Linked DNA regions of Homo sapiens: region 2 is linked to region 1. The links are chromatin loops, found by intact Hi-C in ENCODE. Cell type or tissue: chondrocyte. All regions are shown on one strand. Links, peaks and the distances in the headings refer to the core of each region. The heading gives the core; the rest is flanking DNA.

Region 1 (5,391 bases), core at 72-5,071:
ATTCCTTGAGCCACTGATACCACGTAGCACTTTAGTAAAGCTCTCCAGGGTGTTGGTGTGAGTCCACATAGAGACATTCTTCAGATTTAGCCTCAATCCTGCAGAAGGAGGACTGTGAAAAGGACAGAATATACGTAGGAAAGTAGATGCTTCCCAGGAAAGGGGAACTAATGATGGCAACCTGTGCTCTGCGTAGGTACCCTCATCTGATTTTCCTAGGTCACTACAGTCTTGGGAGGGGACAAGGTGAAGGCTGCTGGGCACAAGGGAACTTTTATGTCAATATTAAATATAAGGAAAGCATCTGTAAATGAGGAGATATAAGCAATTGTGTTAATCATCTATGTGAAATAATTATTCAAATCCTATAAATACTGCTAATCTTATAATCTTTAGTACTCTCTACTTTATACAGCCTTCTGTGATTTCATTTTAATTAGGGGATTTAGCACAAGAACATCTTACAGGAAGGACCTGACATCTGTTGGATTTTTACTTTTTTTGGTGATTTGAATGGCTGGAGGTTTAACAAAGTATAGTATCTTAGAATTAGTATTTAAACGTGTGGTCATCATACTGCATTCCCAGATCATATTTTATATTTTTAGCAACAGAAAGATGGCTTTTTTTCTCATAAGTTTTGTTTCTGATTATGAAGGTGACACATGTTCATTTCAGAAAATAAAAAATATAAATAAAAAAACAGAAATTACTCATAATCAAAAGACAAACATTGTCAGTCCTTTGGTGAACTAACTTTGCCCTTTTAATCTGTCTGCCTGCCTGCCTGTCTATCTGTCTATCTATAACATATCAAAATTTGTAATGTATTTTCAGTTTTTTATCCTGTATTCTTCTGAAATATGGGCCTGTTTGTCCCCAGTTATGTTCAATAGGATGCATGATATAAAATGTTTGATTTTTTTTTTTAAGTGAGTCCATGGTCAAATCAGTTAAGAAATTTCTTAGTTTAATAAAATTAGTGGTGGTAGTGGTGGTGTTTTCTGCTTTTTAATAAAAATAATGGGAACTCACTATGTTACCCAGGCTGGTCTCAAACTCCTGGGCTTAAGAAACCCTCCCACCTTAGCCTCCCAAAATGTTGGGATTACAGGCGTGAGCCACTGTGGCTGCAGATTTCTTGGAGGCTTTAATAGAGCAACATATATCACGATGTCCTAAGCAAGGTGATATATACAGTGTATTACTGCCTTATTTAATTATAGAATGCTTTTTCTGTGGGTTTCTTGAATTTGAGCATAGTTTGGGAAAAAGGACAAGCACTTACCCCGTGTGCTGGATACTTACTGGTTGTCCCGGGGCATCTATTTCTCACATTCCTCTTTCCCCAGATATATTTGGTAATAAGTTATTTAATACCAGATTTGATTTGATAATCAGTTGTTCAATTTACAGTATTGGGTGAATAAGTTTTTTTAATGTATTTTAAATGTATGACAGTTGTATTTTATCATACAATTATTATGATAAAAACACTCATTTACTTCTTCGGTCTCATCTGGTCTCTTGCTATCCTGATGGCAGGCATGGAAACTCTCAATGCCCCCAATAAGTTAGTGAGCTTTTGGTTTGTTTTCCTTTAAAGTGTTATTATAACTTATCACACCTCAAACACTATTTTCCTCTAATAATTCTGTTTCACTTTTACCTTTCTACTTACTACCTTTTACTCCTTTTGCCCTTCCTACTTTAAGCTGTCCCAACTTAGGTCTTTGATATTTTATTATGTGCTTATTGCATGAGATTAGTCATATTTAAATGTAAGAGATAAACATTGACATGTACTTCTGTTCTCCTTCATTTTGCCAGCTGTTGCATCAATTTACTACTTACCAATTATTCCACCATGGGTTGGGTGCACTGGCTTACTCCTGTAATCTCAGCACTTTGGTAGGATCCCTTGAACCCAGGAGTTAAAGATCAGCCTGGGCAACATAGCAATACCCTGTTTCTACAAAAAATTTTAAAAATTAACCAAGCATGGTGAGGCATGCTTGTAGTCCTAGCTACTCAAGAGGCCAAGGTGGGAGGATCACTTGAGCCTGGGAGTTCAAGGCTGCAGTGAGCCATGATCATACAACCAAACACCAGCCTGGGTGACAGAGCAAGACCCTGTCTCAAATAGTAATAATAATAATATTATTATTCCACCACGTAACTTGTTCCCGCATTCTTTATCATTCTTCTGCCCTCAAGCTTTCTGCCAAACTTTTGTGTTCTTTCCTTCACCTTCAGCTATACAAACTATATTCAAGCTTAACAAAACCTTAGAAGCGTAACTTTCTTCACTGAACTTTTTTAGCTACGAGGGTGAGTGGGAGGGAAATGTGATTTTCCTTTTTGATCCTTCCTGTGTCCAAACAGGCACATTTTAAGTTGCTTTCTTATCTCTAAATTCAAATACAGCTTTATCATGTTACATGTTTTGTATCTATAACTTTTCTATTCACTTTGTTAATTTTACCAAAAGTTTTTTTGACTCGACTTTGTTTCCATCAGTGTTGTCTCTTTCAGAGAGTGAACATTAGGAGAGCAGGAACTAGATTTATCAACTGTTTTTCTCAACTCTTCCTGCTTTTTGTTGAAGGGAGAATACAGAAATGAAAGGAGGTAGAAATTCCATTCTAAAAAGTTTTACGCTGATTCATAAATCTTAAATTATCCATGACATTGCACTAAGATGTGTTTCAGGCTAACTTGAAAGAGTGAGCCATCCCTTCTGTCTGAGATGCAACTTTTATGTAATGTGAGTGGAATTCAGGAAAGCCAAGAAGGGATGTAAAGAAAATAGTTTGCCTTATTTGATTATCTTAGCTCATCTAATATTCAAGTACTGTGAAGTTATATTTCTGTTTTTAAATAGTGTTTTATTACATTCTGAAGTAAGAATATTTACAGGCATTCTAAGTCTGTGTTTACAAGTTCAAAAACTATTTCTATTTTTTTGTTGTTTGTTTAAGAGCCTGGGTATTACCATGTTACCTAGGCTGGTCTCAAATTCTTGGGCTCAAGCCATCTGCCTGCCTTGGCCTTCTAAAGTGCTGGGATTACAGGCACAAGGCACTGTGCTGGGCCTGGAAATTTTCATAAATACTTCTGAAGTGTATATCTCTGAATTATTGGGGCATTTGAATAGTTATTCATCAGCACAGTTCCTTCTACTGCCCTGAAACATTGAGAGCTGGCGTTGTATTTTAGGCTGTACCAGTTAAAGAATCTGAGAAGATCTCATTTTGGAATGTGGAAGTATTTTATGAGGAACGCTACATCTTTCTGGTGACCCTACCATATTGCACTGTAATTCTTTCACAACAGGAACTGTAGTGTTCCCCCAACCCCACCCCCTTCCCACATCTTCTTCTTGTAACCTTTAAACTGCTCTTTATGCCCTTGGCACGATGTTGTTTCTTTCATTCTATTCCTTGAATTAGGAATAGAATGTGCTCCCTTCCTTACCACTTAATCATTTCTTGAAAAAAAATTTTTTTCATTATTCTGCTTGTTGGTTATTTCATTGTAAAATAGGTAAATAAAGAAGATGTCAAATGAGCACCTACCTCTATTTTATCTGAAGTTTAGTGGAGAAGATCATGACCAGAGATTTGGAGGTAACAGCATAGAGATGATATTTAAAGCTGCAGGCACCTACAGTATCAACAGACAGAGTACTGGTTGCCATGCAGATTTCCAGCCAGTAACTTAATTATTCTGCCTTTGTTCAGCTGCACAGACAAATGTGAGCCAGCCCAATCAACACTCTGCTTTCCACAGTGATATTATTACTCCAGTGGACCCATGCTTCTGTCTCATCCTAATACACTCAGTGCTCACATGCATCCTGATAGAAATACCTTTTATACCCCTTTCCAGAAATATGAAAAATGTCAAGAGAGATAAACCATAGACACCACCTTTTCAATGGACCCCAACTAAAGACTGAGTAGTGGGCAAAAAGAGGCAAGAGAAAATGAAGAAGCACATGGTTATCACAGAGGTCCAGAAAAGAGAGGTTCAGGATGGAGGATGGGTTCAGGAGTACAGATGCTTCACAGAGCCAGAATGACAAGGGATTTTTGGCAATCAAGAGATCCCATAAGAGGTTCTGCTTTCAGCATTCTCAGGGACTTGATATTCTAAATGGCTGACCTACTGTGGTACAATTAGTCCCAGCAGGAGATTGTAAGCTCTGTTATTAAAGAGCTTACAATCAAAATGGAAAGTGTATAGGAAGGAGGCATGACCCATGCATCCCCCGTCATCTTCTTACTTGTCTGTGTCTCCCTGCTACACCTGGAGCTTTCCTTGAAGGAGGGACTGGTGGATGTATGGTCCATGCTCTGAAGACACTACAGAAACACAGGGGGTGATTTGGATGAGAGGAGGAAGCATTTCTTCTGGAAGAATGGTGGGTTAGGTTGTGAGAGATCTTGAGTGATGAAAAGACTTTCAACTAGTTGAATTGAACTCATTGAACTAAACTGTGGGCCCTCTAGATGGAATTAGTATTCTAGCTACCTGGATCTACCATAGACTTAGATAGTATCTAGAGCTGTAAAATTAAACATGTAATAAGGAAAATTTTTATATAGCCTGCTCTTTCAACAGATGGAGGTGACATGCTGTGAATTCGTATTGCTCTTCTGTTTAATTCTATTGCTTTTTACCATATTGGTACTTAGGCAGGTTTGCTGATATTTAAGAGAGTTGCTGATCATTGTCAACATAGGTTTGCTGTTTCAGTCAACCCTAAGGAATAGATGTGAAGGTATTATTGATCTGTCATCATATGATACACATCGATGGACAGCATTATTTTTGACTGGTAGTTTAATAAGTGCAAAGCATGTATATTTCCATATATGCTAGTCAGTGCCCAAAGTTTATATTGTACCCCAAAGGGGTTTGATGCTATAAATAAGAATGAGAAAAGGGAGGGAGGGAGGGAGGGAGATGGAAAATGAGAGGGAGAAAAAAAAAACATAGAAAAGGAAGGTCCTTATGACTGAAAAAAAATCTGTTATTTAACATAATTGCCCATCTCGAACCTCATCAGTTTTTACAAGCCATTAAAACGTGGCTTCTCTCTCTCCCATGTGCTTATTTATATTTTGAAATGAAAAGAAAACATTGAGTCGTTGTTATATAATGTAATGGGAGTCTTGAAATTTCTTTTGAATTGGTAAGAAATTTTTATATTTAAAAATAAGATTTTATAAACTCATTAAAAATATTGGAAGTATATGAGATGGTTTGGAAGAGAAATACTGATGGTGGAGACTGAGCATTTCCAAGTCAGTTTTATTTCTTGTATTTTACTGCCAGCTTTTAGTTTCCTCCTCTAATGGAAATAACTTCACATATCCTGGGAAA
Region 2 (5,391 bases), core at 228-5,227, 95 kb before region 1:
GATTTTTAGGAACTAGGGCCAGAGAGAGGGAAATTAATCTGCAAGGTTTTACCTGCAGTTGGTGATTATTAGAATCAGGATTGAAATCTAGGTTTGAATCTGGACGTGATACTCATTTTGCTATCCCAGAAAACTGATGTTTATGTAACAACTTACCATACAGTAGGAATTCAGCAGTTATTGTCAGATAGCAGAGACTTGACAGTAGGCTTATTGTTAGTTTGGCAACCAATATTTGAAATAGAGAGGAATAATGATTTGTTTTAAAAAGTGAACAGAGCTAAAAATGGAAATGGAATTACTTTGCTTAATGCCTCCATTTGGATTTTGTTCCTAGCTTTAAACAAAACCTATGCTTAGAGTTAAGTTAGAGTAGAGAACATGATCCTGACTCTTCTGCAGTCAGTAGACTTCTGATTCTGCACAAAGACAGGAGTACCCCTCCCCTTACTCCATCCCAGCCCTGTGGAATTACTAAGTTTAGATGAGTGTAATTCGTTGCCCATGATCCTTTAGCTATTTTGGAGGGTGGGAATAGAGAAAGAGGTACAATAACGTTTCCACAAAAACCAAATGAAATGTGTGTCACTTATCAGGTAAGTTGCCATAAAGCAGCTCTACCTTTTAAAGATAAAATGACAGGATATCAGTAGCAGAAGAATGCTATTACAGTTAAGTCCATGAAATCCTGTGATGATGGGCAGTGGCAACCAGATATTCATTTAGAGAAGGGGTCTCCAACCCCCGGACCACGGACCAGTACCAGTCTGTGGCCTCTTGGGAACTGGGCTGCGTAGCAGGAGGTGAGCAGTGAGCAGGCAAGTGAAGCTTCATCTGTATTTACAGCTGCTCCCCATTGCCCATTACCACCTGAGCTCCGCCTCTTGTCAGATCAGTGGTGGCATTAGATTCTTATAGGAGTGCAAACCCTATTGTGAACTGTGCATGTGAGGGATCTAGGTTACGTGCTCCTTATGAGAATCTAATGCCCGATGATCTGTCACTGTCTCCCATCACCCCCAGATGGGACCATCTAGTTGCAGGAAAACCTGCTTAGGGCTCCCACTGACTCTACATTGTGGTGAGTTGTATAATTATTTTATTATGTATTATAATGTAATAATAATAAAAATAAAGTGCATGATAAATGTAATATACTTGAATCATCCTGAAACCATTCCCTACTGCCCCCAGTGTGTGGAAAAATTGTCTTCCACAAAACTAGTCTGTGGTGCCAAAAAGATTGGGGACCGCTGGTTTAGGGCATAGACCCCCAAATTGATTCTTATCTAACAATTCACCTGGCTTGTAAAACACAAGGAAGCTTTTGTAAATTGCTTACATTTGTTGTTGTTGATGTTTAACTTCCATTTCCCCCCCTACATTGCCTATACACCCTCTCTCCAGAGATCTTTCTGTTGGCCCTACTCACTCTCCCTAATTCAGCACCCAGAGTAGATCAGATGTTTCAAGAACTGGGTGTCTTTCCTGCCCAAAGAAAACATTGGAAAACATTTATTTTGATTTAAAAAGATGTTTCATAATCATACGGATGTGCGATTTAGACAGAAAAAGATAGTGAATCATGAAATATTTTTAATACCCTAAATGTATTTGCAACTGTTTTTTGCCAAATCTTACCATGTGTACTTTAAATATTCTCCAGCATCTGCAATGAAATTTCTGTTTGACTAGTAGGAACAGCTATCTGACTATACAGGGTTCGATTTTCTGTGGGGAAACCACTTGGGGTGGTGTTTCTATCAAGTCATCAGGAAAGGACACAGGCTCCTGGCTTTCAGCCTTTTGGGTGTAAGGCCTTTGTCCCCAAATCCACAGGAGCTCCAGCCTAGTTGTCTGCAAGAGGAGGGGAAAGGAAAACAGGCAAATGAGACTTTCTGGAATCTCTACTCATTGACTTCTACTTGAAACTCCTTGGCCACTGCTATCTTCAAGGGAGGCTCAAGTGTGGTGTTTAAATGGGCACTTTGCCAGCCCAAATAAAATGATACTTCTATCGCTAAAGAAGGGGAGCGGAGTGGAAACTGAGTTTGAAAAAGTTGACTTTCTGCCATCAAATACAACTTTTATTTTTTAAGTCATGAATCTGCCTAACCATCTTGCCAAAATTTAGAGTGAAGGGTGTTATTTAAGAGTATTTTAAAGAAATATTTCAGCTTTCGACAAATTATTTCCCAGGTCATTTCTATGCTTTTGTAAAATTCTTAATGCACCATTATTACTTTCCAATAAGTAATCTTTTAAATCTATAAATATTATTCAGGGTTTAAAAATAGAACAGGATTGATATTACGTGCTACAAATTAATAAATTTTTTCATGCTTCTTCTAAAGGCGCATGTTTTAGAAATATTTATGTAAAATTATCCGGTCTTTCTTTCTCACAGAGGCCCTTCTTTAGATAGAACTCTTGAAAGCTCTCTCCCTAGCATGTTAAGAACTGCTTTGGGTAGCTACGCTGATTCAGTACCAAATTCTGCCATAATCTTCTGATGGCACGGTGGTCTTTCTTCCCTCTGGATTTTTCTGCCTGGTAAGTTCTCTGCATGAAAAGTTCTGCTTACTCCTCTTCAACCTGGAAACTTCTTTTGATCCTTCAGGTTTCACGTCTTCTGCTCAGCCTTCTTTTCACATGCGTGCTGTTTTCCCTCCCCTCCCCATCACCTTCTGACTGGTTTAGTGGCTCAGGTGCTCCTGGCTGGTTTAGTGGCTTAGGTGTTCCTACTGAATGTTCCCTGGTCTCTGCCTACCGCATCATAGAGAGGAAGTTAAGCAGTGGTGATATGGAGAAAATGAGATAGTTCCTGTAAATACTCCAAACAGTGCCTGACTTCTCATAGGAAGCATGCATTCTGTATATCCATCATTTTTTCACATTGCATTGCAGTAACTTCTCTGCTTTTCTCAGTGATAAATTCTTGGAGGGCAGTTGCTATGGTGTGTTAGAGCTATTCCTGGCATCTGTGTATGGTGTATAGGGCATGGTAGGTACCCATTAAATATGTAATGAATGAGTGTGCATGGGTGAGCAGGAAGAGGAGAAAGGAAGACTACCTAGAGCTCTCCAGTGTCCACTTTCACTCTGCTCAGCTCTTGGGGACATGAGGAAGTGAGATCTGTGGATCCCAGAGGTAAAGAATGAGGTGAGGAACAGCAGTTTTTCACCATGCTTTGTTTTATTGAATGAGCTGGACCTCATGCAGATACCAGGGCATAATTGAGAGCTATAATTATTTGTCATTGGAAGACTCATTGTAGGAGATCTGTATTCATTTGCTCAAGTTGTCATTTAACACTTGAATATCTGCTATATGCTGGGTTCTAGAGCTGCAAAAGAGAACAAGAGTAGTCTTTACCTTTAGGATTTTCCAGGGAACTGGGGGAGACAGACAGATACATACACATACACCCCATCCTCAGTGTGTAGGTGCCATGACAAATCAAGGCTTTTGATGCAGATGCTATGCTTTCACTTCTCATGGTCGATACTTTTTGAATCTTAAAGTCTGATTGTTCAGATATCTAGAAAAGGAGATGTCTGGCTTTGCTCTGCCCTCTGACTCACTGTGTTGGTTTATCTTTAGGCGTGGTGGAGGGGGCCAGAACTACTGGCTAATGAGAGAAGGCAGACCTTGTTAGTGACATGTACAAATGGGCACATCTGCTATATTCACTTTCATTACTGATTATTAATAGTTTATTAAATGGAGTTTACTGAATTACTATTATTTTGGCTTAAAATATATATATATAATTTATGTAGTTCTATGTTTATAGATGTGTTTTCAGAGGTGTATTTGTTTTAGAATTTCACTCTGTCCTGGAAGTGATTTTTCAAATGTGGATATTAAAATGGATAGGACATAATTTCCCAACTAGTACAGTATGCTAGTGCCAACCTTATACCACTGTTGTAGTACCCATGAAAAATAATTTTTAAAAAGCTGTAAAAGTTCCCAGTGCTTTGAGGCTTCTTCAAAATTGAGAATGATGAAAATTTCCAAAATTATCAGTTGATGCCATAATTATCTCTAAGAGATGTTGTAATAGGAAATTCATGGTTTTCCTTTATTTTCCTGTTTCTGAACACAAAATTCAAAAGAAAACTCTTTCTTCCTTGTCACTGAGACTCTTGGTCAGTGTAGGCTGTGAACTTGTACTTTGTGAAGAGAAGAGTACTGTGAGGAAGCTTGAAAATACTGTAGGTTTTTGTTGGCATCTTCTTCTGGATGGTATTCATGTACTCTGCACGCCACTGAAAATATGCTCTGTTTTTCATAAAATATGCTCATTCTTTTATACTGAGCACTCGGAAATTGGTTTTCCCAAACCATCTTAGTGGAGAATGGCCTGCTTTTATCAGTTATGTGAAGAAGTAAATTCCAGGCTCCTCAGCTGCAGGATGGCTCCTTGTTCACAGCTGCTGCTCTTGCCTCTGTGGAAGACGCCTGCTGCTAAGAGAATCTTTGTGTGTTGTGTATAAAATGAACTTTGTTTGGACCATTCCACAAGCAACTTAAACTGCTTAGGAGTCCAGCCAGACATTCCTCCCCAGTTGATCATTTAAATGGAGGTCAGATTTAGAACCCAACTTATATTCGTTTAAAAATAGACATTGCCTTTAGAAAACTGACCTTTGGTACATTTGGGGCCTAGGGATCTGATAGGCTATCTCTTATGATGCACATCGCTCTGTTTTAGACTCTGAAAGGCAGTATGCCTTTGAAGCTAGATAACGTCAGTGTGCTTGTAACTTGGGACCCAGTCTGTGTGCTATATGTCTGCTTCTTCAGTCCACACTCATTACTTCCAGGAAATTCGTGAGAAGATGAGAGATTATTCGTTATAGAATTGAGTATGGTTTCTCTACACTAATTTTATTGGATATTTTCCAGTTTGACTAGGAAAGGTTAGAGAACATGGAAAGAAAATTTAACAGGTTAATTTTAAGGTAATAAGACCATTGTATTGATATATTCTTCAGTGTGATTTAGGTGAGTCAGGAATTTTTCCTCTGGAGACTGCCTAAATCAGGGATGTCCAATCTTTTGGCTTCCCTGGGCCATACTGGAAGAATAAGAATTGTCTCAGGCCACGCATAAAGTACACTAACACTAATGATAGCTGATTAGCTTAAAAAAAAAAAAAGAAAAAAAGAAAAATTGCCAAAAAATCTCATAATGTTTTAAGAAAGTTTATGAATTTGTGTTGTGCCGCATTCAAAGCTGTCCTGGGCTGCATGTGGCCTGCGGGCTGTGGGTTGGACAGGCTTGTAAATGTTATTAAACCTACAAATGAGAAAGGTAAGACTAGTGGCAGCTCTCACGGGGCTGGAAGTCAGTTTATCATATGTTGCAACTTAACATTATTC

The links. Peaks named below come from ENCODE experiments on the same cell type or tissue, not always from the same donor. Only the 100,000 strongest peaks of a DNase experiment are listed, where the experiment ranks them.
Region 2: it touches region 1 in a loop (2.0-fold over the local background); 2 of 110 quality-filtered maps call a loop at or near these places.

What each region holds. Positions count from the first base shown.
Region 1 is chr14:71,580,195-71,585,585 of GRCh38, forward strand. All of the region lies in intron 4 of SIPA1L1 (signal induced proliferation associated 1 like 1), which reads left to right. Among named protein-coding and RNA genes, the nearest start is that of SNORD56B, 180 kb to the left of the region's middle. In chondrocyte, for the core only: no CTCF peak of the experiment used is centred there; no DNase peak of the experiment used is centred there.
Region 2 is chr14:71,484,547-71,489,937 of GRCh38, forward strand. The region is part of intron 2 of SIPA1L1 (signal induced proliferation associated 1 like 1); the gene reads left to right. It overlaps LOC145474 (a long non-coding RNA gene), which reads left to right and starts at 3,315. Exons shown (of 1, transcript NR_027046.1): 1 at 3,315-5,168. In chondrocyte, for the core only: no CTCF peak of the experiment used is centred there; no DNase peak of the experiment used is centred there.